Linked DNA regions of Mus musculus: region 1 is linked to region 2. Evidence: chromatin loops called from intact Hi-C (ENCODE). Cell type or tissue: gastrocnemius. All regions are shown on one strand. Links, peaks and the distances in the headings refer to the core of each region. The heading gives the core; the rest is flanking DNA. Region 1 holds the start of Barhl2 (BarH like homeobox 2). Region 2 overlaps Zfp644 (zinc finger protein 644).

The links. A loop is a pair of places that touch in the nucleus more often than their neighbours do. Peaks named below come from ENCODE experiments on the same cell type or tissue, not always from the same donor. Only the 100,000 strongest peaks of a DNase experiment are listed, where the experiment ranks them.
Region 1: a loop joins it to region 2, with 4 times the contacts of the local background. A loop is called at or near these places in 15 of 42 quality-filtered maps.

Annotation. Positions count from the first base shown.
Region 1 is chr5:106,447,652-106,463,453 of GRCm38, reverse strand. Barhl2 (BarH like homeobox 2) reads left to right here and starts at 5,288. Exons shown (of 3, transcript NM_001005477.1): 1 at 5,288-6,228; 2 at 7,779-8,004; 3 at 9,785-10,931. The coding sequence starts at 5,613. The coding sequence ends at 10,097. Gm33151 (a long non-coding RNA gene) reads right to left here and starts at 4,862. Exons shown (of 2, transcript XR_389476.3): 1 at 4,566-4,862; 2 at 3,715-4,011. In gastrocnemius, for the core only: no CTCF peak of the experiment used is centred there; DNase peaks (open chromatin) are centred at 10,110, 10,564, 11,451, 11,652 and 10 more places; H3K4me3 peaks cover 2,616 bases.
Region 2 is chr5:106,641,167-106,656,968 of GRCm38, reverse strand. The region is part of intron 5 of Zfp644 (zinc finger protein 644); the gene reads left to right. Among named protein-coding and RNA genes, the nearest start is that of Gm42145, 41 kb to the right of the region's middle. In gastrocnemius, for the core only: a CTCF peak has its summit at 7,322 (motif pointing right); no DNase peak of the experiment used is centred there.

The DNA of each region.
Region 1 (15,802 bases), core at 4,268-12,267, 190 kb after region 2:
TGGCTCAATTTAGAGTGAAATTTCTCCCCACGACCCCCTAGTTTGACCCCCCCCACACTCTTTCACGTTGTCACCCTTTCTTCCTTCGCCCTTGAATTTGAAGCCCAGTTTTCTTAGACCTGCTAAGATCATCTAGTTTTCCAGAATTTGCCAATCTAAAAGGCGAAGAAAAAGCTGGAGCGAGAGCGGGGGTGGGGGGTGGAGGTGGGGTGGCGGGGAGGGGTACAACTGTGTTCTTTTGGAAGAGTTGCTGCTGAAAAATGTGTGCCCTGTCACACTTTCTGAGCTGCAGGTATGAGGTTGTATGTAGTTGCACCTCCTCTGTCTGCATTCAGGAGAGATCTCTTGAGTCACCGTATACCCCACTGACTGTAGCCCAGTCTTGGTCGATTTGTGGGTGGTTTTGCACCACCTTAGCTTTAGCTATCATATAAATCTTTCTGTATCCCACTACTTGGGATACATCCCAGGGACTGCTGAACCAAACGCCTTTGCCCTGGGTGAGACTTCCTGGGTGAGACTACAGTGGTACCAAGCTCATTGCGACAATTCCCAGAACACAAAAGCACCTGTCGAGGAATGCACATTCAGTAATAATGATTAACCAATACGTGGATAGGATGAATGAGGGGAAAGAGTAAAATGAATGGATGGTGGCTACTGCCCACGGCTGAAAATATTGGCCCACAGTGGTGGTAGTGGGGGTTGGGGGCTAAATGCTTTACCAGGAACACTAGAAGCTGGCAGAATAGGCCCAACTCTCTCCTTCAGTCTCACCTCTACCAGTCAGTGTTCCTTCTAAGTGCCCCTTGACCACAAAACTATTTCCCCAGTACATGCATAAGTTTCTTTCCCAACTTACCAGCTTTAATATTTTGGTAAAGTGATAACTTCTGCAAATTTTAGGATGCCAGAATTATCTCTCAAAACTTTCAGGCTCATGGGTTACAGTTTTGGTTACTGTTTTAACTCTTTTCTGTCAGAATAATTTTGTTGCTTTTTTTCTCTTTGTCTCGTTGCTCCCAATTGCCACTCTCTCGGTTTCAGTCTAAGGACCAGACTGAAGAACAGACTCTGTTTCCTTATTTTCATCTTTCTCTCTCTCTCTCCCTCTCCCTCTCTTTAATAGATCATTTTTCTAAGTAGATATACACCAGTATCTAAAGAAGTTGGGAATGTATAAATAGCTGTAAAAAGAGAAAGGAACCTTCCAGGAGAGCCCAAGCATGAGATTGCAAGGTCATACCACGTTTCTGAATCAGCCTTGATCATGGAGAGCCTATTTGTGTATCTTGCATCTTTTATAGAAAGAAACAATAGCAAGGTACATGGGTTTGGGGTTCTTGGCGCCGCCCAGTGGAGAGAGGCGCCTTTGCATCCCATTTCTGTCAGCTGGCCCTGTCATAGAGATTCTTTAAAGGCTCACAGGACAGGAAACAACAGTTTCAAGTTCATCATAATTTGTTGGCAAATTTCATCAAAATTAAAATCCATTAAAAAAATCTGATGTTCCAGTTTAAAATAATCTCAAAGTTAGACAGTAAAGGTGGGTGGTGGAAGATGTCCTGCACACAAAACTCATGTTTTGTGTTTGGATCTTTCTTTGGGGTCAGAAGGGTAGAGATCTTTTCTGTTCGTTGGTATTGATGTGTCTTGCACTATCAGGAATGAAATTGGTTCGCTGTGATTCACAGTTAGCAAATAAACTGCTTTCTGAGCAGCAGCAGCAGCAACAGCAACAACAACAACAACAAAAACCCTCTCCCAATTTAAGAATTTTCTTTCAAAGAAAGCAAAGGAAGAAAGACAATGAGGGTCTGGAGTTGGAAGATTCTTTGTAGATTTATGTTAGTTTAGCATATGATGTACTTAAAATTCAGCCAATGCACCATATCTATTTGCTTGAAAACAAGAGAAATAAACCTGTTTCCCCACCAGACGGTCTCTCTGTAGCCCTGGCTGTCCTGGAACTCACTGTGTAGATCAGGCTGGCCTAGAGCTTAGAGGTTTGCCTCTGCCTCCAGAGTACTAGGGATAAAGGCATGCATCACCACGCCCCCCCCCCGATGAATTTTGATTCATTTTTAAAGATGAAAAGCGAGTGCTTTTTTTGTATGCCAGAAAATGACTTTTTAGGTATACATTGCATATACCCTATAGGAAAATGATAACAAAACAGATATGTATCTGGGGTAGGGAAGAACCGAGAAAAGTTAACCATAGCTCTGGGGGATTTGTCATTAAGATTGTCCCCTTTGATTTTTGAGGACATTCCTCGCATTCCCTGGGATCCCAATCAGTGGCTCATATTCTCTTCACCACAATTGCTTCTGAAGACTAAGAGCTAACCTCTCCAACCCTAGAAAATTTGGTATTGACTTTTCTTTAAAAATATAATCGGAAACATTCACAGGGTTGGGGGCCTACTGAGTTTGCTTTGGAGTTTCATGGATCCCCATCCCCTGAGCGCGCGCGTACACACACACACACACACACACACACACACACACACACACACACAGAGGCCCTCTTTTCCTTTCTCTTCACATTCCATCTTTTCTTAGGTCATATCCCCATCGCCTCCCTGCCAATGTTGCGAATTATTCCAAGAAAAACACCCTGCCGACCTGCCCCGCACAAGCTGTGCCGTCAGCCTTTGAGCTCTTGAGTCGTTGTGGGCGTTGGAACAAAACAAAAACAGGCTTAAATGAATTATTTATCAAGGTCGAGAATAATTGATTTGTGCAGGGCCGTCAGTACTGGATTTTAAATGTTTCTTCCCCTTCCTCGCTTTCGAAAGCTGGCTGTGAATTGGGGCCCCCAGCTCGAGGAGCGCTTCATTTGGATTGTTTTGGGGGTGATGGAAACTCTAATCGATAACGGACCAGGAAGGAAGAGTAGCGTTTGCCGCACTCCAGGCACCCTTCCGCCCTTTCCGCAGGGGTCATCTGTGCCAGGGGCTCAGGGTGCCAACAATGTCTATCCGGGGCTTGGGAGTCTGAGATCAGTTGCCTCAGTAAAATCAGACCCCAGCCCGTGGTCGCAAGCTCTGAAGGGAAGACCAAGGCCTAACCTGGGAGGGTCTGCAGGGCTAGCACCCAGTTCTGGCGCCAAAGACTACTACTGTCTAAAGACTCTGAGGCGGCAGCCTAGACAGGCCCGTCGCCACCCGCGGGGGCGAGCCACGTGGCTATAGAGGGTTTCCTGGATCCCTCAGGCCACCAGCGTCTGCCTGCAGCACGTCTTGGCTTCGGCTCACCAACCGTAGTTCCGTGATAAATAAATGTCTGCTCGCCTAAGAAAGGAGAGTGCTATCTAGATGGTCTTGGTAGCCTCAGTACCTTTTCAGAGACAGGGGGACGATAAGTGACACCATGACGGTAGGAAACAGCTCAACACACTCTTGAAATAACGCGGGAGACACCCCCACCCCAACCCGGACCAAAGATCTAGATGTCCTTAGGATGAATCACCACCATCTTCCAGATCTGGGACTCACCCCGGAGGAAGGAAGATCTCAGGAGGTCATATGCCTCCGGGATACCTCTCAAGAGGGTCCTCAACCAGACAAGAAAAGAAAAGAAAAGAAAAGAAAAGAAAAGAAAAGAAAAGAAAAGAAAAGAAAAGAAAAGCAAGGCGACGTCCATAATCGCCACTAAACCCTGTCCTTTACTGACATCATTCTATACGGTCACGGAAACGATGCCAACCACGCAGATTCATAAGGTTCTTAAAAATGGTAATTTGGAGTAAAATGTAACTCAAAGAACTTTGAATCATTCATTAGCACCTTATAATTACTCTGCTAATTAGGTTGACACGGCACTTAATCAGGAGTAATACGCCGGCTTGTCACTGGCGCTTCCCATTACTCTGACATTCAACAAGAGACAGGTTGGAGACGTCCTGAAGAAAGAATGCAAGTTGATACCCTCCGACAAGGCGGCGTCACAGTCGCGTTCCAGGTCCCAAATGGATCGGCGGTGACTGTTTCCTTTCCAAAACCAAGGCCTGCCACAGTGGGGAGGGGATGGAAGCATTGGAGGGAGGAGCTGCGGGAGCTCAGGCTGCGGACCAGCCACCCAGTTCCCGCGGCCCCACAGCAGCCTGATGCCGCAGGGAACCACAGCTGCCCGCGCCGCTGGAGAACGCCTCGCCCGGGGTTTTTCCCGGTTCGGGAGAAAGTGCTTGGCCCGGCATTTCTTCCAGCACAGGCTCTGACTGGAGACAAAGCGGGATTTGGAGCCAAAGGCCCGATCCTTCCCGACAGGGGGGTCAAAGATGTAGCCCCCCAGCTCAGTGCCTCTCCTGGATCTGCTACCCGGTTGGACCGAGCTGGAGCGCACCGGCTCCTGTGGGGAGAGTAGAGCTCAGACGTTGCAGGCCCACGCGGAGCTCTGGCTCTGGTGTCACACACTTCCCCGTGGGGTCCCTCAGCACCTCTATCCCCTGCTCCTCGTGTTTCCGCTCTGCTCAAGCGTGCTTGGGAACCGTGCGAGCGGGGCTGCGCTGCAGGCCACCGGGAGCCGCAGGATCCTTTTGCCCTTCGCGGCCTCTCCACTCACCCTCCAATCTGACTTAGCACGGGCACATCTAACGATCCGTACTGCTTCCCCGCTTCCCGCCCGGGGGCTCCCTTCTCCAGTGCCCTTCTGGTCTCTCCCCATCTCCCTGGCCGGGTACTCGTTACAGTGGGTACCACTTGGACCCCTGGAGTAGGCGTTGGGCTCAGGGCTGCGGGCGCACCGAGGTTCGGTTCTCAAAAGAGCAGCGGGGTTCGAGGCGCGCTGCTGACGGGCTGGCCAGGAGCGCGCCCATTGGCTCCCGGCACGCCGGCGTCGCTGGCTGGCGCGCAGCGGCCAATGGGGCGCGGGGCCCGGGCGGCGGGGGCGCGGGCGGGGAGCGGCGGCGGGGGCCGTGACGTCACGGGAGGGGGTCGGCGCCGCCCGCGAGCCCGCGGATGACAAGCCAACGCGCGGGGCAGCGGCGGGAGTCGCCGGGCGCCGCCTGTCCGCGGTCTCCTGCGCCCGCGCTTGCTCCTTCGCTGCTTCTCCTCCTCCCGGGGCGGCGGCGGCCGCGTTCGCTCCGCAACTTTCCAACAAAGTTCAGAAACTCGGCTCCGGGACTGCCGGGTCACGCACGGCGGTCACCTCCGGGACCGCCCGGCCTTAGCGGTCGCTGCACCTGCTCCGGCCGCCGCCGCCGCCGCCCGGGATCGGGCAGTGGGCAGACCCAGGCGGCGGCGGTGGCGGTGCAGGTGGCGGCGGCGGGGTTGCTCCAGCGGCCAGCATCTTAGTCTCGGTGCTGCTCTCCGCTGCCACCGCCCACGTGCGCGGTGGTCCAGCGGAGCGGAGCACACCTTCCCGCTTGTGGCATTTGGGGGCTTTCCCCTCAAATTTTTTTCTCTTTACTTTTTGTATAAGGGGGAAAAGTTGAGTCGAAAGTGCCCACCAATTGTCACCTCCCATTATCCTTCATTCCCTCCCCACTTTTTTTTTTTTTTAAAGCAGTGTCAACGCTTTTTAGTGTCTATTTTGTTTTACGATCGGTAGTTTCCCTTGCTTGGTCCCGGCGGCGGCTGATCCGCGGAGTAGCGTGGACCTCATGTAGAAATGACAGCAATGGAAGGGGCCAGCGGGTCGAGTTTTGGAATAGACACTATTTTGTCCGGTGCCGGTTCCGGGAGCCCCGGCATGATGAACGGGGATTTCCGATCGCTCGGTGAAGCGAGGACAACGGATTTTAGGAGCCAGGCCACCCCGTCACCCTGTTCGGAGATTGATACCGTGGGAACGGCGCCCTCTTCACCGATCTCGGTCACCCTGGAACCCCCGGAGCCGCATCTTGTGACAGACGGACCCCAGCATCACCATCACCTCCACCACAGCCAACAGCCGCCGCCACCATCCGCGGTCCCCGCGCAAAGTTTGCAGCCTTCGCCCCAACAGCAACCGCCGCCGCAGCCGCAGTCAGCAGCCCAGCAGCTGGGCTCGGCCGCCGCGGCCCCCAGGACTTCCACCTCTTCCTTTTTAATTAAGGACATCTTGGGAGACAGCAAACCCCTGGCGGCTTGTGCACCCTACAGCACCAGCGTTTCTTCTCCTCATCACACCCCGAAGCAGGAGAGCAACGCGGCACACGAGAGCTTCAGGCCAAAGCTTGAGCAGGAGGACGGCAAAACCAAGCTGGACAAGAGAGAAGACCCCCAGAGCGACATCAAATGCCACGGTGAGTTGCGCCGGAGCTGCCCGGGTCACTTGAGTGACCGCCGAAGGAGAGGGGCCTAGGCGTGCGATTTAGCGACGCACCTTAAGTTCTGTTGGTTACATTTCTGCCCCACAACCTTTGCGGCCATCCGGCTCCGTTCTTTGTTTTACTTAATTTTAAATGTGCTGGAGGAAGGTGGTAACTGAAGAGATAGGATGGGAGACACTTTTCGTTGAAAACAGAGGCTTACTTGGGATTTTTTTTTTTTCTTCTTTTAGCTGAGACCTTGGGAATGGGAGTGGGAAGGGGTGGAGAGAAGCTGGTAGCCAGTTGTGGTTGTCTAGGTCTGTGATCACAACTTGATGTTTATTTTTGAATGCAATACCACCCCAGTATTTTCCAAATGCCCCCTCCATGTTTTCTAAATGCCGTCACAGGAATTGTCTGATTTAATGTTAGAAAAATTTCCAACATTATTACAGGAGCAATTCATTTTTACTAATTGATGATTAATACAGAAAACAAATCATAGCCTGTTTTTTAAGAACACCCTTCTCACCGATACCCCTCTTCTGGCCCTTTCCAATAACAAATATTTGTGAAAACTAAATTTTATGGAATTTGTTTTTGTAAAATCAAGACAACAATGGAAATTTATCTTTTAATACCCTATTTTCGTCTTGGGCAATTTCAATTTCATAAGTAACTGTTCTTGTCTTTGCATTGCAAAAGATTTTAAAACACCAGGGAGATTTCCCCCATCTTTAGTGGTATTATTATTATTATTATTATTATTATTAATGCTTAATTTTTCTCTGGTAAGGATTGCAATCTAGAAGGTTCCTACCTTCTAGGACATGGGCTCTTCATTTTACTGTTTATAGCATTAGCATAATAGTGCCCCAAACAGATGTACAGTCTGGTCTGGCGATTTCTCGTTCACCAACCTCCCCAGTGGGTCAATTAGAGAGATTATTGTTCTTCCTGCAGGGAAGATCAAGGAGTACTGCACAAACCGGTACAAACGGAGAGGGATTGACATATCGATTTCCTAGCATTTCAGCAAAAAACCAAACTTGACAAATAGAATCCGGAAATTTCTGTGCTGTCACCTGGATGGGCTCAAGTGTTTTTTGAGCTCAGTTCAGTGACACATTCTCTCTGAAGCTTGGAAGGGACCCGATACAGAGGAGGTCTGCAGAAGGTTTGAGTCTTAACATTTTCCAAATGCATCTGAAAAGAAACAAAGGCATCTAAGTTCCAGCTAGCAGGAAAAATATTAGAGCAACGTCCTGAAGTCTGCCTGTCTTGAAAACAGAGTAGAAAGACTTTGGAGAGTGCCTTACAAAGAACATCCCTTTGAAAACAACAAAGAGGAGCATAACATAACCTCCTCTCAGACCAAAGAGAACTAGAAACAGGAGACCACAGACACTTAAACTCTCTCAGGCCTCTCTGCTCTCCAAGGCCCAGGAAAGGGTGTGGGGGTGTGGAGGTGTGTGCCAGGTGGACACTCCTCTCTTCCTCGGTTCAGGCTGATTTACAGAACCCTGTCACTGTTTCTACCCTAGGAACAAAGGAGGAAGGAGACCGGGAGATTACAAGTAGCCGAGAGAGTCCCCCCGTGAGAGCCAAGAAACCTCGAAAGGCCAGGACAGCTTTCTCAGACCACCAGCTCAACCAGCTGGAGCGTAGCTTTGAGCGGCAGAAGTACCTAAGTGTCCAGGACCGAATGGACCTGGCGGCCGCACTCAACCTCACTGACACCCAAGTCAAGACCTGGTACCAGAACCGAAGGTGAGGAGAGCCACTGGGTCCCTGCAGGCCAGGCCGGTACCATCTTCTCTCCTGGAGATGCGGGACAGAGAGTCACAGGGTCTGTAGTGGGTATTCTTGGGGCAGAGGTTAGGCACACATCCAAATGGGAGTGACTGAGGACACCGGGAGTTTGAACACTTTTGTGCTCTAAATGTCTTAACATTTGGTTCTCTCTCCCTGCCCCCCAGAAACTCGAGGCACCACAGTTTCCCTCATTTTGTCCTCAAGTCAAGCCGCACTCAGGTTGAAATATCTGTGTAACTGACACCCAGGAGGAATCTGTGTGCGCAGAGTACCCTTAGAACTGCCACAAGCTGGCTCCAAATATCTGTGTCAAGCAACATGGCCTAGCTATTGAGATCTTCACAGAGCTGTCCCACCAGCCTTGGCTTAAATGTTAGGCAGTTGGGAAAGCCAAAGTCCAAGCCTTGGTTGCCATAACATGGAAGATCAGGGAAACCCATCTGGATTAGAGCTGGACTGGAGGCCATGGGCTGGAGAATCAGGCAGCTGCTTGAGCATCTACTCAACAGTGTGCGTGGGGGAAGGGGAGGGAATTGTCTGTCCCCATGTCCTGGCTGTTTCTGCAGTCTCATAAAGAGGAAGGGTGGGGAGGGGACACAAACCCTGTCCCATGTGACTGATTAAAAAAAGACATTAAGAAAGTGTCTGGCCTCACCCTGGTGGCTAGGGACAGACTTGGGCAGTAGGAGTTGAGGTTATGTCCTGTTTCCACACCTGGTGCTAAACTCTCTAGGCTCAATTCTCTGCCCCCTCTGTCGTTTGTGTCCTAATCGTTCATAAGTGGGGTTGGAAATGCCCGTCCAGTTGTCATCTTACCATAATTTTCTGTCTCATTACATACGGTTTCAGCCACCCTAATTCTGTCGGAGAACATTAGTGTCATCTGTAGCCAATTTAAAACCGGCGACATGTTTATTAATTTGGCTAGAGCTGCTGGGTATGGATGCTCCACCAGGCTTGCCTTCCTAGGGCATTCGAGTAAAGTCCTCTCTCCCAGCTTGGTGCAGTGGGAAGAGAGGAGACCCCCTCCCCCCAAAAAAAATGGATCACAGGGTTTAAGCACTACTTTCTCTTTTAAGGAGAGAATATCTTGAGACCCATTTCCTTCCACCTAGAATGGTCGGAGGTACCGCTCCCTAGGGAGAGCTCACTCTCAAACGAATTCCAGTTTGAACCTCGTCGCCCTTCTTCCCTAAGCCTGTAATGCCTGGTCAGACTTAGGGAGGAACTGTCCCGGCAGCCATGGAGAGTGCAAACCCGGAGTGTCAGCCGCCCTTTGTTTCTGGTTTTGGTTTCCTTGGGTGTGATGGGGGGAGGGGCCGAGATCCAACCTTTCTGAGATTTCTGGTCAGAGAAGATTGGAGGAGAATTGGGGGACCAAGGGAAGAAGGCTGGTGAAAAGATGGGATTTCATTTGGCCTCCGGGAAAGTTGCAGGATATAGTTAAATCGTGGGGCAGACTGTAGGGCAGAGGGCCAGAGAAGGCAGTGAAGCTTGTACGACTCCATCTGCGAGTGTCCCCACGTAGAAGACGTAGTTTGAAGAACTGATTTTGGGCCTGGGCCGTCCTGAGAGCGCGTGGGTGAAGCAGAGTGGGGGTGGGGGCAGGAGAGGTGTATTTGAGGTTCCCCAGGCCTTCCTGAAGTAGGGAGGATAGGGGAGAGCGGGGAGCGGCGGGCGCGGTCCCGGGACCATCCTCCGCAGCCGCCACCCGCGCCCACCCGATTTCTTTCAGAACCAAGTGGAAGCGGCAGACTGCAGTGGGCCTGGAGCTGCTAGCCGAGGCCGGGAACTACTCCGCGCTGCAGAGGATGTTTCCGTCGCCTTATTTCTATCACCCAAGCCTGCTGGGGAGCATGGACAGCACCACGGCGGCGGCGGCGGCCGCGGCCATGTACAGCAGCATGTACCGAACTCCTCCAGCACCTCATCCGCAGCTGCAGCGGCCGCTGGTACCCCGCGTGCTCATCCACGGCCTGGGGCCTGGGGGACAGCCGGCCCTCAACCCTTTGTCCAACCCCATCCCAGGCACCCCGCATCCCCGGTGAGGAAGGAGGGACAGGAGGGACAGTGCCACAGCCCTCCAGGTTCCCACCTCACCCCGGACGGCTGCCCCGCCTCTTCCCGCACCAAACCAACTGGAATAGAGGCAGAGGAGTAAAAGGGGGAGCTCACCGGTGGGCTGGGGTCCCCAAGGACCAGCCAGCTCTCAGATCTCCATCTGCCCACTCAGAGGCAGGGCTGCAAAGCTCCCCGAGTGTGACTGGAGAAAATACTGAAAAGTGCAACCAGTAAGTGAAAACACCCATCCACCCACACATACACACACACACACACACACACACACACACACACACACACACACACACACACACACAAAACGAACCCTCGAGTTCTTTCTTTCTTTCTTTTTTTTTTCTTTTAAACAAAATGACTTTAGGGACATGCAGCAGGGAGGGAGGGGGGAGGGCAAAGAGGGGAGAGACTGGATGGAGAGGAGCCTTCGGGCAGAGAGAATTGTTACTGGACAGAAGCCTGAAGTTCACCCCCAGGCAGAAGGTGGTACCCTGGACATCCAGTCTGCCTCAGAGCAGAGGAGGGTGATGGAGAACTTTGCACTGATTTTTCATGAGCTTTTTTTTTTTCTTTTGGAAAAGTGGCATGCTACATAATATGAAAAAAATGTACATTTGAAAGACTGAGCGATGAGTGATATATCATATTTATTATATGTTGTCCAAAAAAGAGTCACTTATATACGTCAGTAATAACATGACTTTTCTTTTCATGTCTTTTTGATTCAGTAAAATAAATGCTTAGACAAAAGTATAGATTTTTTGTGATTGAAAATTACAAAAATAAAGTTTATCTTTTTTTAACAAGCAATGAAATCCCAGGGAGCTGATTTTACTTAAAAAAATAATAAAAAAGAAACACGCACCGATTATGAAATGCGTGACCTGGGCACATAAACTATCACTTCAGTAGTAGTGTACAAAATCTGTTCAGACCTAGGTCTGTCTGGCTTGTAATCAGACCGCTCCATTCCAGGTGCCCGCCTCTTCTGAACCACGTAGACTACGTAGGTGTCTTTTTAAAAGGATGGTTTAAAGGATAAACACTTGTTTGTGGACTGTTGTGCTAAGTAGGCACCTGACTTTCCCTGCTGCTCCCGCTTAGTTGTGTAGGTTTTGCGGTGTGTATGTATTCTTCTGTGTGCCCCTCCCCTTCTAGAGCTCTTCCTGGGGCTGAGTGTGTCCCCAAGCCCTGGCCAGCGAAGCCAGCAGGAGCTGGGCGGCAGGCGGACACTAGGCCGGCCTTGCAGCTGTTCAGCCGCCTGCGGCTGGGCGCCCTCACTGCCGGACAGCCTGCGAGCGGGAGGCTGTGGGCCGAGCAATTAGGAATCCCCGGGGGACGCCGAGTGCCCTGCTAACAAACCCTTGTCGCCGCTTTGATCCTTGCCTTCTTAGTTCCCAACTGCGACCTTCTAGCCTCCCCAGCCCCTCACCTAGTCGCTCGCCCTAATGAGTTGTGCTTGGATCCGCGAAGCGGGAGCACAACGTCAAACTCTAGTTGAGACAAGCTTGCCAAGCCTTTTATCAGTGCTTCTGGAAGTGCTGGCGCCCAAAACGAAAGACCCTGCCCAGCTTGTAGAGGAAGCCCGCAAGGCTGTGTGTGTGTGTGTGTGTGTGTGTGTGTGTGTGTGTGTGTGTGTACCAGAGCCATGGCTTGATTTTGGGCTGCAGGTGCCCAGGGCGAGGCTGCTATTTATTAAATCTAGCATTAAGGATTGTTTTAAGAAAAACTGTAGGGCTGAGAGATGGACCGGAGGAACACAGCTACAGAGCTATTCAGGTTCCTGTTTAGTGTCAGGTCCCTTCCTCAGCAGTAGGGGAAAACCTGATCCTATGTGAGCACTCTCCAGCCTCAGTGCTCTGACAGAGTCCAGAGAAAGCAGTTATTACATATCTAGACCCCGTCTCCGACTTCGTTTGCTGCTTGAAACATTTAAAAAAATGTTTTTTTTTTAAATGTAGTGGTGTGGAAATGTAAACTGAAGAGGGGTGGGAAGGAAAACGGGAGGGGAGAGAGAGAGAGAGAGAGAGAGAGAGAGAGAGAGAGAGAGAGAGAGAGAGAGAGAGAGAGAGAGAGAAAGCGAGGAGGAAATGGCCTCAGGCGCCTGCATCAGACCAAGGCTAATTAGGGAGTGGCTTGCAGATTTCACCCCAGCTCCTCAGTTGAATCAAAATGGTCTTGGACTTTTTATGATTCTAACAAGAGTCTGGGATAGCCCATCTACATTTTGTTTATTTATTTATTTACTTACTTACTTACTTGCTGAGTTAGGAATACGGCACCCTGTTCAGTGTGGAAAAGGTTCAAAGCCTGAGTACTCAACAGGCACCCCCATTCGGAAGTCTTAGCATTTATTGGATTTTCTTTTAAGTCAAGTTTCAGTAGTTTACGATGATTTGCCTAGGTCTATAAAAATTATTTTCTAAGGTGTGAGGAATCTTCTGTTCACACTGTACCTGGGTCTGGAAAGCTCAGGGCCAAAGAAAGCACAGGTGTTGTTTGTGGAAAGCCACATAAAAGAATTATCCAGTGTCTGGTAGGAAAATGTAGGAGCAAACTTACTAACCTAGGCAAGACCTTGGCCAGTGGCCCACCAGCCCCCTACTGGGGAGTCAGCCCACGGCTATTTCCCTCTCTGGCTTGAACTTGGACTCCGTGGGTGGTCAGTGCAGGGGTAGTTCTTTCCAGGCTTGTGGTAGCTGTTTTGCATACATCAAAATTTCTGCAGGTTCACCTTTTCTGATAAACATGTTTTCTTGCATCTCCTAAACCATGTGGTTGAAAATGTCCACCCTTCTTTTCTCCATTTGTTTTGGTTTTGGCTACTTGCTGTTTAACACAGATTGTTAGATTGGTGTTGCAAGAGGAGCTGTTTTGGGAAGAAAGTTGGGTACCAAGTTCCTTTCTCTCCAACACTGCTGCAAAGGAGACCTTCACAGGTGCCCTAAAATCCCAAGTCCAGAAACTACTGCTTAAAAATCAAGAACAAAATGAGTTCATTCCTTTACAAGGGGGTTCTTTCATGCTTTTGTGCTGGCCCAGTTATATTTGGGGTGTGGAGAGGGGCAAGCAAATGTGTCTTTCCACAGGAGATTTAGCTGGTTAAGGACTTCCCCAAGTGGCTGTGCCGGGGAGCTAGCTACATTCCTTGTCTTTCCCCTGTCTGAAGGGCAAACTGTGACTGGTCTCTGGACTGGAAGTCTAGACAAACAGAAACTCTGACGACATTCTTTGCTTCCCACCAGAGCACAGGAAAATGGACTTGTTTCAGAGGGATGCTTAAAAACCTCAAAAGGTCCATCCTCAAGGCTTGCTGGCCTGGGGATGAGCCAGGGGAATCTGGAAAACACACTATAAATAATCAGTAATTTACTTGTTAAGGAAGAAGTTAAACTTTCTGGCCAGCAGCCAGTCAGTTGCAGTCCAACCAAGCTATTTTCAATAAATTGCAATGTAACCCTTGCTGCTTGGCGCCAGCCCCAGAAAATATATTTACCACCCTGTATCAATTTATCCCCCCCCCCAAGGAAAACCCACACAGTGCCGATTAGACAGCCAATTTCCTGTGTTGCTGCAAAACCCAGCTTACCCTTAAAGTCTCTCCCTTCCTCCCACCTACACTCTGCCTCTGCCTAGGCAACCTTTCAGGAGAATTTGCTCAACTCCCACCCCTTAAACAAGGTGGCTTGGGTGTAGTTTGGTTTTGTTATATTTTTAACTTTCTAAAAACATTGGGAAAAGCCCTCCCCAGGGCTAGGGAAACTTAAGTGCTTTTTAAACCATGAGGTGGCAAAGAATACACTGGAAGAAAAGTCCAGGCAGAATTTGAAGTCAGCAAGTTTGAAAAACAAGCCCTGACTTTTCACCACCCACAGACAGGTCAGGAGGAGATAAAACCGCCTTTTTCTGGGCAGCTTTGAACCCTTTTTGGGGAAAGCTGGCCCACCCTGTGTCCTGGCAGCTGACCACTGACAGTTGTGGGCACATGGGCAAGTGGAACCATCTCCAGGGCTGACCCTGGATGAACTTTCTGGGGACCCCAGTCCTCTTTACCACTTGAATCTTTTTTTTTTTTTTGAGTTGGGGCCTAGTGCCTAGCACCCCTCCATATCGCCTGTAGAAGACAACTTGCTTCCTCTATCTGAATGAGAGTCAGTGTGGACTCCCAGACTGGGTGATGGTGAGTGGGTGGGCTCCAGGGCTGTCTTTTTCAGGGAGATGTCACTGGCTGGCCTTTTGCTTTGGAAAATCAACCCCACTATCTTAACGGGGGATGGGAAAACTCAGAGGAGACCTTTGCCTTGCTTTCTCCTAGCTGGGATGTGAAGGCCTCTGTCATTGTGAGCTTTTCTGGGCGCGCTGCCATTCTGTTTCTTCCTCTTTACTTCTCCTTGCTTGGCCCTTCTTCTGGCGATCTCCAAGGTTCTCTTTCCTAGCACCACAGACAGCTCCCAGGTCGTGCTGTGGAGCAAAGACAAGGGCAGGCGGTTCCAGGCAAGGCCCAGGCTACTAAGAAGGGTGGGGTGGGGTGGGGGAGTGTGCCCACGGGTGGGGAGGTCCCGTGATTACAAGGAGCCCTCCCCGGCAGCGCTTCCTGATTAACTCGAAGTCCGACAGGGTCACATTCCAAAGAACACAGTCTCAGATCAATACAAGTAATTCAAAAATATGGGGGTAAGTAGCGCTCTGCGACAGATCAACTCTTAACCGCCCCCCACTTAATAAGTTCTTAACGGAAGGCCCCCGAGCCCCGGCCGCTGCGGGGGTCTCCCTTGGAACCTGCCCGGCGGCTCTTCTGCTTCAGTCGCGCGAGGTCTCCGCAGCTGGAAGACAAGCTCTGCGGAGGAGGTCGAGCCACGCGGGGTTCATGATCTGCAGCGCTTCTCCCTCCACGCGTGCTCACGACTTTTTGCGACCGTCTGATCGTATAGGAGGCCCTGAAAGGAAAACCGCGTACCGAGCGCGAGGCAGAACCTGGCCTTGGCCCTCGGTGCTGCCCTTGGGAGGGCAAGGCCCTGTGCCACTCCCGGCCGGCCCGCGGCGCAGAATGCACCAGGCGCTGGTGCCTTCAAGTCCCGGTAGCTAGGCGCTCGGGTCTCTGTGCTTGCCTGGCCTCAGGGCAGTCTGGCGGCCTTGTAAGCTCCTGTGCTGGTGGTGACAGAGGTGGCAGATGAGTTTCAGGATGATTGTCTGGGAAAGGCACCTATAGACAGACCTGGGTCAAAAATCCAGATATATTTCAGGAACAGTTCTCGGGATGACCTCCAGAGCAGTGCTGTGAGTTGTGGAAGAAATAAAAAGCCGGTCTCCATCTCCCATGAAGAAAATAAAATAAGCTTTGCAGCGCTGTGCATCAGGACCCACCTCCTGCTCACTCTTCCTAAGAGATCAGGACTGCATGGTAACCTTTCTTCAGTTCCTGGAGTCAGTTTCTTCAACTTTCTGGCTCCCTTCTTTCTCTTCCTAGCTGGGTTAGAGGGATAGAAAGGTTAATGGAAATTAGGAACTGACACCCAATGATTTTGGGAGTGTGAATTATCCACGATTGTGGGTTTGGGCACCATTGGAGATCAGGATTTCCCCAAAGCCCGTGAAGGCTGGAGGAAGAGACACTCAAAGGCCTCTATTAGGCCGTGTCTACGGGAAAGGGAAAGAGGAGACATGTTTTCTAGAGAGC
Region 2 (15,802 bases), core at 3,287-11,286:
CTCTGAAAAGTTCATTCCTTCACTGGCATTGGACCCCACTTCTTTGGGATTTTGACATACTGAAGACCAGCTGAGACATCCAGTTTTGTGAACTGAAGAACCACTGGATTCTTGGACTTTCTGCTGATAGACAGCCATTGTTGGACTGGCTGGATCACAGCCTGTGAGCTACTGTAATAAATTTTATTCATATATATTCATATATATCTTCAGACATATATTCATGTATATACTCACTTTATAAATTGTGTTTCTGTAGAGAACCCTAAGTAATACAGCTTCTCAATAAGTCTTAGAACCTCTGTTTTCATTTGTCTTTACTTTCTTTTAGGACTGTTCTGTAGTTTTCAGTCTGCAAGCTGTCAGTCTTGGTTAGGTTTATTCCTGAGTATTTCTGTCTCTGGAATACTTATAGGAAGCAGAATTGTTTAATTAATTTTCTTTTTAGTTTGTTCATTGTTAGTTTCTTTTTTTTTTTAGATTTATTTATTATTATAAATTAAGTACACTGTAGCTGTCTTCAGACACACCAGAAGAGGTAATAAGATCTCATTACAGATGGTTGTGAGCCACCATGTGGTTGCTGGGATTTGAGCTCAGGACCTTCAGAAGAGCAGTCAGTGCTCTTAACCACTGAGTCATCTCTCCAGCCCCTCCTTGTTAGTTTCTAATAGAAACAGCTTGTCTTCGTGATTGATTTTTGTGTAGTAGCTTTGCTAAATTCTTTATTCTAACGGGTTTTGAATATGTTTTAGTTTTCTGCATGTACGATAGTATCATGTGTGCAAACATAATTTTCCTTGTGACTTTGCCCATTGACTGCCTTTCCTTTCAGCCCTCCCCATCCTTCCTGTTGTCCCTGGTCCACTCCTCCTCTGCTCTCCAGCTAAAGTACAAGAGACAAACAAATGGCTGTGTGCTTTATCCCTAGTCTTTGAGAGAAAGCTTATCATTGTCACCATTGAGTATGGAATTAGCTGTGGTCTCTTTATTGGTTCATTTCTGATTTAGAGTTTGTTGATCATGAAAAAGGATGTTGAACATTGCCATATACTCTTTAAGGAGATGTGATGTGTTACATTAGGTTTTTATGTTAAACTATCCTTAAATTTTAACAGTAAATCCCAGTCAAGATTTTAATCTACTGCTAAATTATCTTTGCTGGGAATTAATTCCCGGTTCTTGGTTTCTTTCTACCTGAATAAGTGAAGGCTTACAGATGACTTTAGTAATAAATCCATGATGTACTACAGACTGTATTTTACTCTACTGTTTGGGGAAATACGTATGACAGGATGTAAGTGATAAGATGTTTCACATTAATCACAACCCATGACAGTTACAAGATACCTGGATTTTAGCTGTCATAGCTGCTTGTTACAGTAGATTACATTCAGTCACTTGCATGCATATGCACACTATATTGAGAATGATTTAGGCCAGGTGGTGGCATATATTTAATCTCAGCACTCAAGGCAGATCTCTGTGAGTTGGAGGCCAACCAGCCTGGTCTACAGAGCTAGTTCTAGAACAGCCAAGGCTATACAAAGAGACCCTGTCTCAGTAAACAAAAGAGTGATTTAGAGAAGGACTGAATATCAGTACTTAAAAGGTTTTAAGTACAAACATACTTCAGAAGCTGACCTAAGAGATCCTGGCTATCTAATTATAAAAAATGGAGCTGGGAATGGTGGTTGTGATGGTTTGTATATGCTCAGCCCAGAGAATGGCGCTTTTAGAAGGTATGACCTTGGAGTAGGTGTGGTCTTGTTAGAGTAGGTGTGTCACTGTGGACATGGGCTCTAAGACCCTCATCAGAGTGCCTGGAAGTCACATTTCTCCTAGCAGCCTTCAGATGAAGATGTAGACCTCTCAGCCCCTCCTGCACTATGCCTGCCTGGATGCCGCCATGCTCACACCATGATGATAATGGACTGAACTTCTGAAATTGTAAGCCAGCCTCAATTAAATGTTGTCTTTATAAGAGTTGCCTTGGTCATGGTATCTCTTCACAGCAATGCAAACCCTGAGTAAGAGCATGGTACATAATGGTAATGTCAGCACAAGAGTTTGAGGCTAGAGTGGGCTGCCTAAGGCTTTAATGGCATAGAATATAATTTCAGGGCAGGAGATTATTATACAATCTTGTTGTTGTTTTTGTTTGTTTGTTTGTTTTGTGTTTTGTTTTGTTTTGTTTTGTTTTGTTGGTCTTTTTGAGACAGGGTTTCTCTGTATAGCCCTGGCTGTCCTGGAACTCACTTTGTAGACCAGGCTAGCCTCGAACTCAGAAATCCGCCTGCCTCTGCCTCCCGAGTGCTGGGATTAAAGGTGTGCTCCACCACACCCAGCATTATTATACAATCTTATCTTTTGCAGAAGTTAATTTTCTGAAGCACATCTAGGATTTTTTGTTTTGTTTTGTTTTTTTGTTTTTCTTCGAGGCAGGGTTTCTTTGTGTAGCCTTGGCTGTCCTCGAACTCACTCTGTAGACTAGGCTGGCCTCGAACTCAGAAATCCACCACCTCTGCCTCCCAAATGCTGGGATTAAAGGCGTGTGCCATCACTGCCCAGTCACATCTAGGATTTTTAATACTGATCTAGAATTGTTTCAGGCACAGAAAGGACCTTTAGTAGGGGTCTAGGTCTAAGTTTTCTTTAACATGGGTCAAGTGGATATTCACATATTTCTATATCAGATATTTAGAAGTTAAGCTATTCTTGCAATTAAGGAAATTGACATGGATCCCTGTCTAAGCTGGGGTCCATGTCATTGCTCTTGGGTTTGTAGACATACTGTGTAAACAAGGATCATCACTTTTCATGGTTTAGCTGTGCTCTGTTTATATCAACATTTAGTGTGGTAGAGGTGGGTGACTTTAGTTTGGTATTTTCAGAGAGTAGAGATCACTAATGTGTTGGGTGAAGCATGATGTCACCTGCCTTTAATCCCAGCACCCAGGAGGCAGAGGTAGGGGAATCTCTGAGTTTGAGACCAGCCTGGTGTACAGAAGGAGTTCTAAGACAACCAGGAACTTCACAGAGAAACAAGGAAAAACAAGGGGATGAATCACTAATGTGTTACTTTGCAGTTGAATGTTTGTATAAAGTTTGGTTGAAAACATTTTTTAGTGTGCTTGTATAACTGGGCTGCCACAGAGCATTCCACATGGGATCCCTCACCTGCCTTCTAGAAACAGGTAATCTGAGAGTGTGGTATTTGCAGGTGTAGCTTTTCCCCAGGCCTGTCACCTTCCCTTGTAGATAGTCGCTGTCTTTCTTTGTGTTTTGGAACATTTCTGGTATCCTCTCATGTGTACTAGTCTGCCCCTAAAGAGATACATCAGACTGGATTAGGGCCTGCCTATCAGTTTCTTTCAACATCAGGCGTTCAGAGCCTTTTCTGGATCCTGTTTTTTTGAGGTATTGGAGGTTAGGGTTTCAACATGTAGATTTGGGATGGGCACTGATTTGTAAGGATAGATACATTCAGAACGTTCTCTTGTGCAACCGAATGGTTGCCTGTGCTGAAGTGACTATTCAGGGTGGTTTATCAGACACTGCTTACTCAAGAAAGTCTGCCAAAGAGGGTAACTTTTATTTTGTAATGAATATATATTTAACCAATCCCCTAGAACGAGATGACAAATGCAACACACTGATTAGATTTGTGACTTCTGTTTTATTATGTTCAATAAAGTATATGTCTACTTGTCGATATCTGGGAGGCATTCTCACAGTGAGAAGAGCCATCCCTCTGAGGAGAGCTCTAGGACAGCTTTATTTTGTACTATCTATGGTAATGGAGGAGTTGCTATGGGATTGGATGCGATTGGATGCAGGGTGCCGAGCATGTCCTCTGGCTGCCACTGAGTTACATTCCTACCCCTACACATTCACTCAGAGCTTTTTTAATTCTAATGACAATGACTGGAAAGAAAAGATAAAGACTTACAGTATTTATCAAAATGACAGTTTAAAGTAGAGATAGTCATTGTTTATCAGGCTGTGGATAGAACATGAGTACTACAGAGTTCTGACTTTCTTAGGAGATCAGAATGGTTACCATTAGAACCTCTATTACAGTCTACTCATTTCTCATAAGTTATATTAAAATGAGAGACTCATTGCTCAAATTGATATACATTAGAGAACATTTTACCAAAAGAGAAATTAAGACAGTTAATGAATTTTTAGTTTGGGGCCTTGAAGTAAATTTTTTTTCCCTCAATACAGTCTTTTGTCTTCATTTTATACTGCTGAAAATTATATTACATATGTAGCTTTCAAAGTGGATTAGTTTCCTATGTATGAATTTTGAAGCTTGTGAGTGAAGTCCCGACTTTGGGTATGTACTTAGTATCTGCCTGATTGATAGGAGGTGTGCACGTTCACCACATTTCCACAGAGTTGCATAACTGTGTCAGATGAGTGTGATCTTTGAGCACACTGGTAGCTAGACACTTGACAGAAACATTCAGCATATTTGACTAAACCAGCTGACATGAATAAAGAAAACATGAATCCCTCTCAGGTTACAGGCCTATATAGTCACCTTCACCGTGTTCTGTGTGTCCCACGTCACCTGACTGCTCACAATGCAGTGACTGGAGCAGAGGCTGTGGCTCTGTCCTTGTGAGCCATGGAGAAGTTTTTTCTTGATCTTACAGGTAAGTTAGAGGAGAGGATTCAGGAGCTGTCAATCAGGTGTTTGAAAGACAGCTGGAAGAAACTGTTGGCCTGAACATATGACAGAGGAGCTCAGGAGCGCACAGGCTTCTGTGGTAAGCAGCCTTGAGCTGATTTGAGGGACATTGTGAGTTAAGGGTAACAGGCTTTGTGTGAGTGAGAGCTGAGCTGAGGAAAGAAGAGGACTCTAGACCAAGTGAAGTGCATGTCCATGGCCTGTGACTGGAAGGGACACCGGGAAGAGGACCTAGTGCAGCTGATTCAGCTGGGTTAAGGATTTGAATGATGCTCTGAGAGGAAAGTGTGAAGAAGGACAAAGGTCCGTTGTGCTTACCAAGTGGAAAATGGTTGGAGAAGGGCTGAGCTTGGTGGGGCTGCCTGCCATCTCGGCACCAAGGAGTCAGACAGACACCTGAGGAGACAGTCTCTCAAAGAGAGGACTACTTGTGGGTTCCATTTAAAGTCTGAGATGCTGTTTGGATTCCTTTCTTTTCCATTAAACACACATGAAAGTTAGTTGTTATAGTAATAGTTAAATAATAAATCTTGGTGGCAGGTTTGCTACCCGCTTCAATGCTTTAAAAGTTCCCAAATGAAAGACATATAGACAGCAGAATAGCTGAACCATTTCCTAACCTCCATGTTGTTAATCCCAAGTTATTATTTACTAATTCTGTGTTCTACTTTGGCTGCCCTGGACCCAGTTGGGCACCCTCTGGGTTGGGCTCTCCCAGATCCTTCACATGGTGGCTGTTCCTCTCTGGCCTGCACTCTTCTCAGCATGGCATCTTTCCTCTCTTCCACACTTTCCTGGCATGGCGGACAGATATTCTCCTGATCTTCTCCTCTCTCCTCTCCTGGTCCCAAGCCTGGGAATCCTGAAATCCCACTTCTGTCTGTACTCCCTAGCTATTGGCTGTCAGCATCTTTATCTACCAATCAGAACCAACGGGGCAGGTTTCCCAGAAGTTTCATGGAGGTACAGTGTTTTGGGGGAACATAATTAGCATTTGTAGTATAAGCAGCTACATTTCCTCCTTTTTGTCCAGTTAAAAAGGGCTCAGAATTTTCTCTTAGATATATATTGAACATAATTATAACAAGTATGTAAATTGTAAGGTATGATATACACTTATAACATCCCATCCATCATATTTGGCAAGTATTCTGTCATCTATCCTAACCTAAAAAGTTTCCAATTCTCTACTTCAAATGTTTGATATTTAGCTTGTATTACCAATTGAAAACCGTCCTTTCAAATCTGAAATATCTTCCTTACCTGAATATGTAGGAAGTACAAAGACATAGCTTCCATATCTTATTTAGTTTGTAGAGACAGCTTGCTGATTGCCTGGATAGTCTGATATTTCTAAAGCGTTGGAGCATCTATCCATCTGTGAAGAAAACCCTGTTCTCCAGAAACTTGCTTTGTAGTCAGGAGAATAACATGTGATCAGGTACAAGGACATGATATGTCCAGTGTTGGAGCACCGTGTGTTAGCAGAGACGGTAGTTACTAAGAGTGCTGTTGCACTTTATGTAGGATGCTCTAGGAAAAGCTGGAGATAGCTAGGCACAAGGGTGATCCATACAAGTATTTGGAGGCAGAACTTGAGGGCAGAATACTCGGCGCATGGCTAAAGAACAGCAGAAAGGCTCAAGTAAAGTGAGTGATGAGTAAAGTGCTGTGCAGTTTATGATGAAGGGTACTAGAAGTAAACAGAACGTGAGCTTCGTGGCAGTCACTGCTGTGATATTTCCTATGACTTTTATGCTACAGATTTTCAATTCAATTAATAAGTTAGTAAAATTTAATAATTTAAAATAGCATTCTGTGATTTAAATTAATTTTTGTTCTTTTAAGTAAGAAAACATAAAAAAAGTCAAATACAGAAGGTGTAGTGTTTTGGATTGAATTGTGGTTTTTCTTTAAAGGCTACACATTAAACTCCAAGTCTCCTATACCCCAGAGTATGGCCTTATTGAGAGAGAGGCCTTTACAGTTGTAATCAAATTAAAGTAGATTATTAGAGTAGATCTGATAAGTTGTGGCTGGTGGGTTTTGAAGTGAGGAAGTTTGGATATGAAGACTCAGAGCTACAGGATGTGAAGTCAGAGGGGAAGGATGGTTGTTTATGAGCCAAGGAGATCTGTGACACAATACATTTGCTTTTAGGGTTTTTTTTTTTGTTTTTTTTTTTTGTTTTTTTTGATTGATTGTTTTAAGCTACCCAGTATATAAGACTTGGTTGAAGCAGTCCTAGGTTGCTAATGCCAGAAGTTACTTTACCCTGTTCTCCTGATTCTTTCCCCAGACTTAACAAGAGTAATAGGGTGGTGGGAAAGCTTCCCATTGTTTTATTGTGTGTCGTTAGTCTGTAAAGCAGGTTATAGAAATGTGGGTTAGAGCATAGCAAGTGGTCAGGGCTGACACATTAGGTAGGACTTGCCTTCCAGGAGAGTTGTAACTTTATAACTCTTAGATGGTGCCATGTGCTTCTTTAGAAATAAAAGACAGTTTGATTTCTCAACTTTGACTAGAATTATAAGATTGATTCCTCTCCTCCATTTTGTAGTTAACTTTCAATTACTTGAAGTATTTTTAGAAAAAAAAAAATAACTGTTGCCACTTGGTGGCACTACATGGCTTAAAAATGAGTTAGATTGTTATGTTAACTGTACTCTGCTACACATGATACATTCAGGGAAGAAACTAAGATGAGAAACTTGATGTTGTGTTTGATTCTGATTTATTAATTAGATAATTACTAATACCCTAAAGTAGGGTTTATAAAAATGCCAAAAACTATATAAAGTCTAAGCCAAGGCTTAGAAGTGTGCAGTCTTCTGCAGGAGACCTCTGTTAGTTCAGATACTGTCTGTCATCTGGCCTGAAGTCTTTCTTAGTCTAAACGTTGAAAATGACTTTAGTATTAGAAAGATCTTTCAAAGTTTTCTTTATTAGCAGTATTTTTCAAGGTGAACACTATATTTTCTTATGAAGCTAAGAATCAGTTATGTTTAGGTAATCAAGGTACACATTTGGAAAATAGAATTAAATATTCTTAATTAAGTCTTCCTACATCATATTGAGGGCTCCAGCAATTATTTCTAAAATATTTTATGCATTTTTGTCATGTACAGAGTGTAGTTGAAGCGTGAGAAGTGAATTGTGTTTCCAGACGCACTTTTACTCCCATCAAAAGACTTGCACAGCTCTAATAAAGAATCACACACAGTGTATACAGTGCACAAAGTGTAAGGCACAGCTCATTGGATACCACACAGTAATCACATCATGACCACAGGTCATGGGACAGATGCCACCAGCCTGGGGCACCCCATGTTTACCTTGCCAGTCACTAGGCCTTTCTTTCAGAGTAGCCTTGCCTGACAACTTTCATGTAAGTAGAATTATATAGTATTATGTCTCAATAGTATGTTGGGAAGTCTGAATTTTGTCAGGTGTAGCCATGGTCCACATTTACTTCTTAATGGTTTGATTTTTTTTACTAGAGAACCTTTGGATTGAGTTACACTGTAGAACATGCTTCAGAGTGTAATATGTTTGTTGGATCGTTGGAATTGGATATAACACAAGAACTGTTTCTCAGTACCAGATGTCTATAGTGACTCCCCAGCTCCTCACCAGTGCTGGGCACTCTGTCTCTTCAGCACTAGTATATACACTAGTGTACACACAAATATATTCTCCGGGTACTCTGGGTACTGTACAAATACCCAGGGTGGCCAAAAGAGGTGATTGATCTCCTGGAGTTAGTAAGCAGTTGTAGGTGCTGGGAACTAGGTTCGGATACTTGGCAAGAGCACTCTATGCTCCTAACTGCTGAGACATTTCTCCAGGCCTCTTTGCTTGTGTTAGTTACAATTAATCTTCTCTCTTCTCCTCATTAGGATTCTCCACCCCTTTTATGAGCTTGCTTACTTCTAGATAGAAACTGCTCAGAAACATACCTTAAGCCTACTTAGGCCAGACTTTCACTGTCTTGTTGCCTTGTGAAACAGAGACTTTCATTTTAGTGTAGTCTAGTAGGTCTTCATTTTGCTTTCTAGGCAGTGTTTGTTGTGTTCTGTTTATTTCCTGTTCTAAGGATGTGACTGTCTATAGTCTCTTGTATGTTGTATAACAGTGGTTCTCAGCGGCAGGCAGTTCTCTTCTCTTTGATCCCACATCTCTGCTTTGGCAATGCTTTCACAAGCAAATGGATAGGGTACTGTGGCATCCTATACATTGGGTTAGGGGTGCTACCAGGAGCATACAGTCTACCAAATGCTAAGCATCTACAGTACACAGAGCACGCATCAGGCCAATGCCATTGGCGGTACAGTTGGGAAACTATCCTAGTAGCTTTACTATTTGGCTAGAATCGATTTTTACAAACTGTCACTATTTCATATGACTATGCATTTTATATGTATTAAAAAGACTTGCTGTTGATATATATTACTTTGTCATAAATAAGGTGATTACGTGCGCGCACGCACACGCACACGCACACGCACACACACACACACACACACACACACACACACGGACTTGTTTCTCTTTCTGTGATTTATCTTTGGTCAGCTTACTCTGGTATCAGTGCCACCATGCCTTGATTTATGTGACACGTAAGTCTTTATATACAAGAAGTACAAGCTCTCTTTGTTGTTTACACTTCCATCAATGTTTGTTATATTTTAGGATTTATAAAATTGAATTTATTTATTACTGTGAAGTAGAATCGTATCTTCATGATATGGTCTTAAGTTTTTCAATTTTTATGAATGTTACCTCTGTTTAAGTGAATGAGTCTCAAATTATTTGTTGACCTTTTATAAAACTCTGATTTGTCTCAATGGTTCTATCAGTGTCTCCACCTCAGTGCAGTTATCTAGGCGCAGGCCAGGTATCAGGAGGGATTTGCCTCACAGATGCTTGGTGGCATAGCTGCCCTTACCTTGTCCACCCAGTGTGGCGGGCAGTCCAGGGTGTCCCTAGGTATTTGAGAAGGATAGCTATTGTATTTGAATGTGAGCAGAAGCTATATAAATACTTAAGAAGCTATATAAATACTATATCAATATTTCAAAACATGTTTGCATAAGTAATGCAGTTTTATAAAATACAATTTCTAGTAGAAATTTAGTGAAACTAGCATTACTTTACATTTAAGAAACTTTTTTAAATGTCTTAATTGAAGACCTTTCTTATATTTGTCTACCTATCTTTTTTTTCTTTTCTATCTTTTTTTTTTTTTTTTTTTTTAATATGTTGGGCTATCCCAAGTCATATTGCCTCTGGAAAATTTCATTATACACTTAGGAGAGAAGGAGAGCAAAACAGGCAAGGAAGGTGTTAGTATGAAAATTGCTTTAATTTTGAGGACTCCTGTGCAGAGCCTTGGGGATCCCCAGTGCTTCTCAGAGCACACTTTTGAGACTTACCCTTGAGGATTACAATTGCATTCTTGCCTATAAAATTTTAATTTAATTATGTCATTTTAATCTTTTTAGAGAAATGCAGAGATCTAGAATACTTGAACACCACTTGTATTCTCTCCCCTCTTTTACTCATTTATCTTTATCTAGTTTTGTGCTGCTTTAACAGAATACTCTAGATTGGTTCGTTTATAATGAACAGAGGTCTCTTTGGCACCATAGACGAGGAAGGCCAGAACTGAGGTGCTTGCTCCCTTGAGTGCCGCCTTGAAGTGCAGCTGAAGCCTCACAGGGCACTAGGGAGAGCAGAGCCCTGCCCTCTCTGACCCACCCATCCCCAGACAGCTCTCCTCACAGCTTCACTGTCTGTTCCTGCCTGCCTCCCAGTGCTGTGGTCTGACACATGCCCCTGAGCTCTCTGCCCATCACTCCTACTATTGCTGGCATTGTTTGTACTAGGATGCTACTGGTCCTTTGACCTGGCTTTTGCTATTGCTGTTGCGTGCTTCCCAGCCAGAAAGGCCTGGCAAAACACAACTGAAAAAGTTTTTCCCTTGTTCCAACTAGAAAGACCATGCACTATGGGACACATTGTTAATTTAATATTACAAAGAAGCCATTATGTGACTTGGAGTTTGGGTGGTTTTGGACAGATCTAGGAAGCAAAAATTTCTCCTACATCATTAGATATTGACAGAATGTACCACATTTTATGATTGTTCTCTTTAAAAATTGAAATAGTTCACATGACATACAATTAACAATTTTTAGAGTATGGTTCTTTGATGTATGGTGTATTTGCATTCTGAGGCAACCATCAGCTTGCATAGGTGAGTCATTTGGTCACTCCATAAAATACATAGCCTATTATATAACCATTTCCATTTCTCCTGTTTCCATCTTCACTTGGTGTGTTACTTCTGTCTCTGATGACCTTTTAGGATTAGCTACTTACTTGTGGTTGAATAGCATTCTGTTGCATCTTTTGGGTTTTGTAAATACAAGCTGTACATATATTTTAATGTAAGTTTTCCCTGTGAGTCAGGCTTACTGCTCTTAGCTACTTTTGAAACTGAAGTTTGGATTGAAAGTTAAAGGCCTGCCTGGACTTGGCAGGCAACTTTGTGAGTACTCCTCACAGTAAAAACGAGGACTGAGGATATGGCACCGATGAGCACTGGCTCCAGGTTTACTGTAAGTACTGGAAAACAAATCTCTCTGAGCACAAGCTCCTCATTTTTGCTGAGATTATCTAATATTATTAACTATCTAGATGTTGACCAGGTAGGTCACATGCTTCCATTTAGCCCTTTCAGAATCACCTAACTTTTTTTCTGCACACAGGCACTTCACTTTCTCATCATCTGTGTGTGAGAGTCTCTGATTCACATTTGTCTCTATTCTGGTTGTTTCTAGTGTATTGTCCGCTAAAGCTAAGGATCTTATGGGTATGAAGAATTTATCTTCTTGAGGCTTTGATTTTTATTTCCTCAATGACCATAAAATGAAACATATATTCGTTGGCTTGTTGGCTATTTGTAGATCTTCTTTAAACAGACAATTTGATCAAGTCTACTGGTTATCCTCCTTGTTGACCTGTTTATATATCTTGGTTATTTAACATTTATCTAATACATTTAAATAATGCCCTTTGATAAACAGGCCTTTCTTTTATTCATTCATTCAGACAGGGTTTCTCTGTGTAGCTGTCCTGGAATTCGCTCTATAGTCTAGGCTAGACTTGAACTCAGCTCTATCTGCCTCTGCCTCCTAAGTGTTGGGATTAAAGGTGAGCACCACTATGCCCTACATAGGTCGTCCTTTATTTTGATAAAGTCCATATAAGTTTTTACCCCCACCTGTGCTTTTGATGCTGAAGAATCCATATTCCATGACATCTTCTAAGAATTTTGCAAATTGGACTCTTACATTCAGATTGCTTTTTTGTTTTGTTTTGTTTGCTTATTTTTTGGTTTTTGGTTTTAGAGACATGGGCTCACTCAATACCCATGGCCTGAAACTCACTGTGTAGACCAGGCTGGGCTTAGACTCACAGCGATCCTCCTGCCTCTTCTCTGAGTGCCAGGTATTCAGGGTGTTGATCAGTTTGGTTTTAATATCTGATCTGGCTCAAAAGACAGTTCTTTTCATGTTCAGTTTTTTTTTTTTTAATACCTTGGTGAAAATTAGTTTGCCACGGATGGCTGATGGATTGGTTGATTTCTGGACTCTGAAATAGATCCCATCAGACTGTTTCCCTGCCTCGGCCACTGCCTCGGCCACTGCCACTCAACTACTGTAGCTTCGTAGCAACTTGAAATTAGCATGACTTGCCTTGTCTTTTTTAATACTAGTTTTGCTATTTAGGGGCTTTTTGAAATTTTACATGAATTGAAGATGAGTTGAAAGGGGAACATTTCTACAAAACCTTACGATTTTTAAATTTACAAAATATTTTTATTAGTTATTTGATTTCATACATTTATGTAATGTATTTTGATCATAGTGACCTCCTCCCAACTCCTAGATCTACCCTTAGTGAGTTTGTTTTGTGCTGTCCATAAATTCAAGAGTGTGAGGCCATCTATTTACAGTATCAACTTACCAGAGCCAGAGGCCACCTGCTTAAAGAAAACTTGACTGTCCTCACAGAAGCCGTCATCTGTCAGGAGCTGCTCAGCTCAGTGCTGCCTGGCTCCTCTTGGACTGGCCGTGCTCACATAGCCAGCTGCCTAGAGTTGATGAGCACAGCCGTCCTGACCAGAATCCAGTGCTTGACTCTGATGGTGTTTCCTGATCCCTAGCTCCTAGACTCTTCCTCTCTCCCTGACTCTCGGAAGGACTGGTGGGGGTGCAGGTGTTCTGTCTGGCTGAGTGTGCATGCTTAGCTCGTCCACTGCACACAGGAGCTTCTCTGGGTGGCTCTGAGATCTGCTCTTACTGTGGGTACTTAGAGGACAGTTTGGTACTATGTCCACCTAGCAAAATGACAGTAGTTAGGATCTCCCTTAACCATGAGTTCTTGGTCAGATTTGCAAACCAGATGAGCATTTCCTAGAATATTTAGTACTGTTGAATTTCTAATTTCTGAATCTCAGACCAGGAAGTAGTAAGATAACTGTGTAGGGAAGGAGTTGGTGCGGTGGCTCAGTGAGTAAAGGCACTTGCTACCAGCTAACAGACCTGACTTCTGTCCCCAGGCCCGAATGGTGGAAGGACAGATAAGACTCCTGGGAGTTCTGTGACCTGCACATGTGTGCTGTGAACAGCACAGAGATAGAGACACACCTTGAAATCTCACTTTGAGCTATTTTGAATGAAAGCAAGACTCTAAGTTGCCTGTGTACAATATTTGTTTATGTTTCACACCTTGACGGTTTTGTAGTTACCTACATGTGTTCGCCATTTGGCCTTAGGCTTCTTAAAGTCATGGTCAGAGGCAGACAGCTTTATGGTTCTGCTGTGTTCCTCACTTAGCACGGTGTTTTCATTGCCTGAGGGTCATCAGGAGTGTGTTCCAGTTGTCATTAAAAGATTGTTTCCAGTAGTCTTCAAATTAGAGTGTTTAAGGTCCTGTAGTTAAATTCTCCTCTTAGTTTTAAATAGTGTTGCTGGTTAGTGATGCAATTAAATTAACATGATCGTACATATTAGAAAGGACCTTAGTTACAGATCATCTTATTTGACCTTCAACCTCTAGTTCTGTTCTTCAGTGTTTCTGGCAAATAGCTACCTGCTGAGCCATTTGAGTTGGTCATTAGATAGGACAGCCATCTTTTGTATCAAGGGTTCCTCTTCCTGGCTTTTCTTAATCTTAAGGTGAAATTCTGCCATTATAATCTGAACATATTGACTACATGTTCTGCTTTCTGTGACAGGCTTTCAGTAGTTTATAGATTATTAACCCTGTGGGTTGTGAAGCTAAGCAGACTAGCCTGCTTCTTTGCTATATTATATGGCATGGTGGTTAGTATTAGCCTCTATTTTTGTAAGTTGTTTATTTTTTATAGTATTTCCAGTCAGTGTGACACCCCATCCACATTAAGATACTACCCAGTTGATAGGATTATGTAATATACTTTGTCTTCTAGTAGAATCTGGGTGAGAATTAGGTTTGTATGTTAGGCTTAAATGCTAAAGTGATTTAAATGTAGTTTATTGGGATTTATTATGCAGTTGACAGTTTGTGAATGGTTTTCTCTCTTTGACCGAGTCTTATACCTTACTAGTTGAAGTTGTCATCTGTTTTAAGGATAATGTAAATGAACATAGGGTTTGTGAAAACCCGACTAGAATTCAGCTAGTGGGCAACATTATAATTTATTTATAGCTATGTAATACAGTTACTAATGAACTAACTTAAAATGAGGGCAAAATTATACTACTTTTTTTGTGAAATTATACTATATAACAAAGGTTGGCATTATGTAATAAGTACTCATAAAATGTTAACCTACTTGCAATAAATACAATTAATAATGTACATAAAAGAATGAAATTAAGATAATTTTTATCAAAAAAGAATTATTCATGAACAGAAAGTGGACAGCATAGATTTGATGACAAGAAGGTTGTATCTAATCTGAATTACTGAGTGACCTAGGAAGCTTGCTCAGAGGGATTACAGAATAATTATGTTAATATGCAATTATCACCTCATTTCTTCTGTAGTAACCTCAAGATGCAGTGTAGTGAGGGTGTTATAGCAAGTGCTGATAGTTTGCAAAAATACTGATGTTTGAGATTTCTGAGACAATAAGACTAGCTTGAGGCGTGTAAGTGATGATCTGTCATCTTGAAGACAGACCTGACCTCTGTGCTGTGCAGTGCTCACCGTGTATGACTAGAGGCAGCTATAGCTGCAGAACTCATTATGTTTCTAGAAGCTGAAGTACGCTTTATGTAGATTTTAAACCCCCTATTTGCAGCTTTAAAAAAAGTATGCATTTTTTAAAGAACATGTTTAAATTCAGTTAAGAGGAAGATTCTGTGATTCTATGATTATAGAAGGATTTTAGTAGTGCTATCTAAACAGTTTTTAAAGAATCTTAAGTGGTACTTTGAATTAATCAAATTCAAGTTCTCTTAAACATTGAAATCTTTTAAACATCATACCATTATAGTATGTTTTAAATTTGTTAGCTTCCGTTATATTTATTTTTATTTTATGTACTTTGGTTTTTGCTTGAATGTTTCTCTGTATGAAGGCATTGGATCCTTTGGAACTGGAGTTACAGATAGTTGTAAGCTGCCATATAGGTGCTGGGAATTGAACCTGGGTCCTCTGGACTAAAGCTTATTGAACTATCCCTCTAGCCCTGGTTAGCGTCCTTAAATTGAGTGAGTAATGCTTATCTACAAGTATGTTTCTTTTGTTACAGCAACAGACTGGTGTCAGTTCTTCAGCTCTATGTACTTGTCCATATAGAGTAGTTGAAAACTGTTTGGAGAAGTGTTAAATTAGTGTATAAGTCAAATGTTGTTTTATCTGGATGAATACAGTCCTCTTTTAATCCAAGGAAGTAGATAAAAATTATAGATTTTTCAGAATGTAATGATAAAGATCCTTCAGAATGTAATGATGCATTGTTTTTCATTGTGCCCTGAAATTTGTATAAAATGCTCTAAGCATTTTATAGTCAGAATGTATTAGGAAAATTAAACCCAGAAA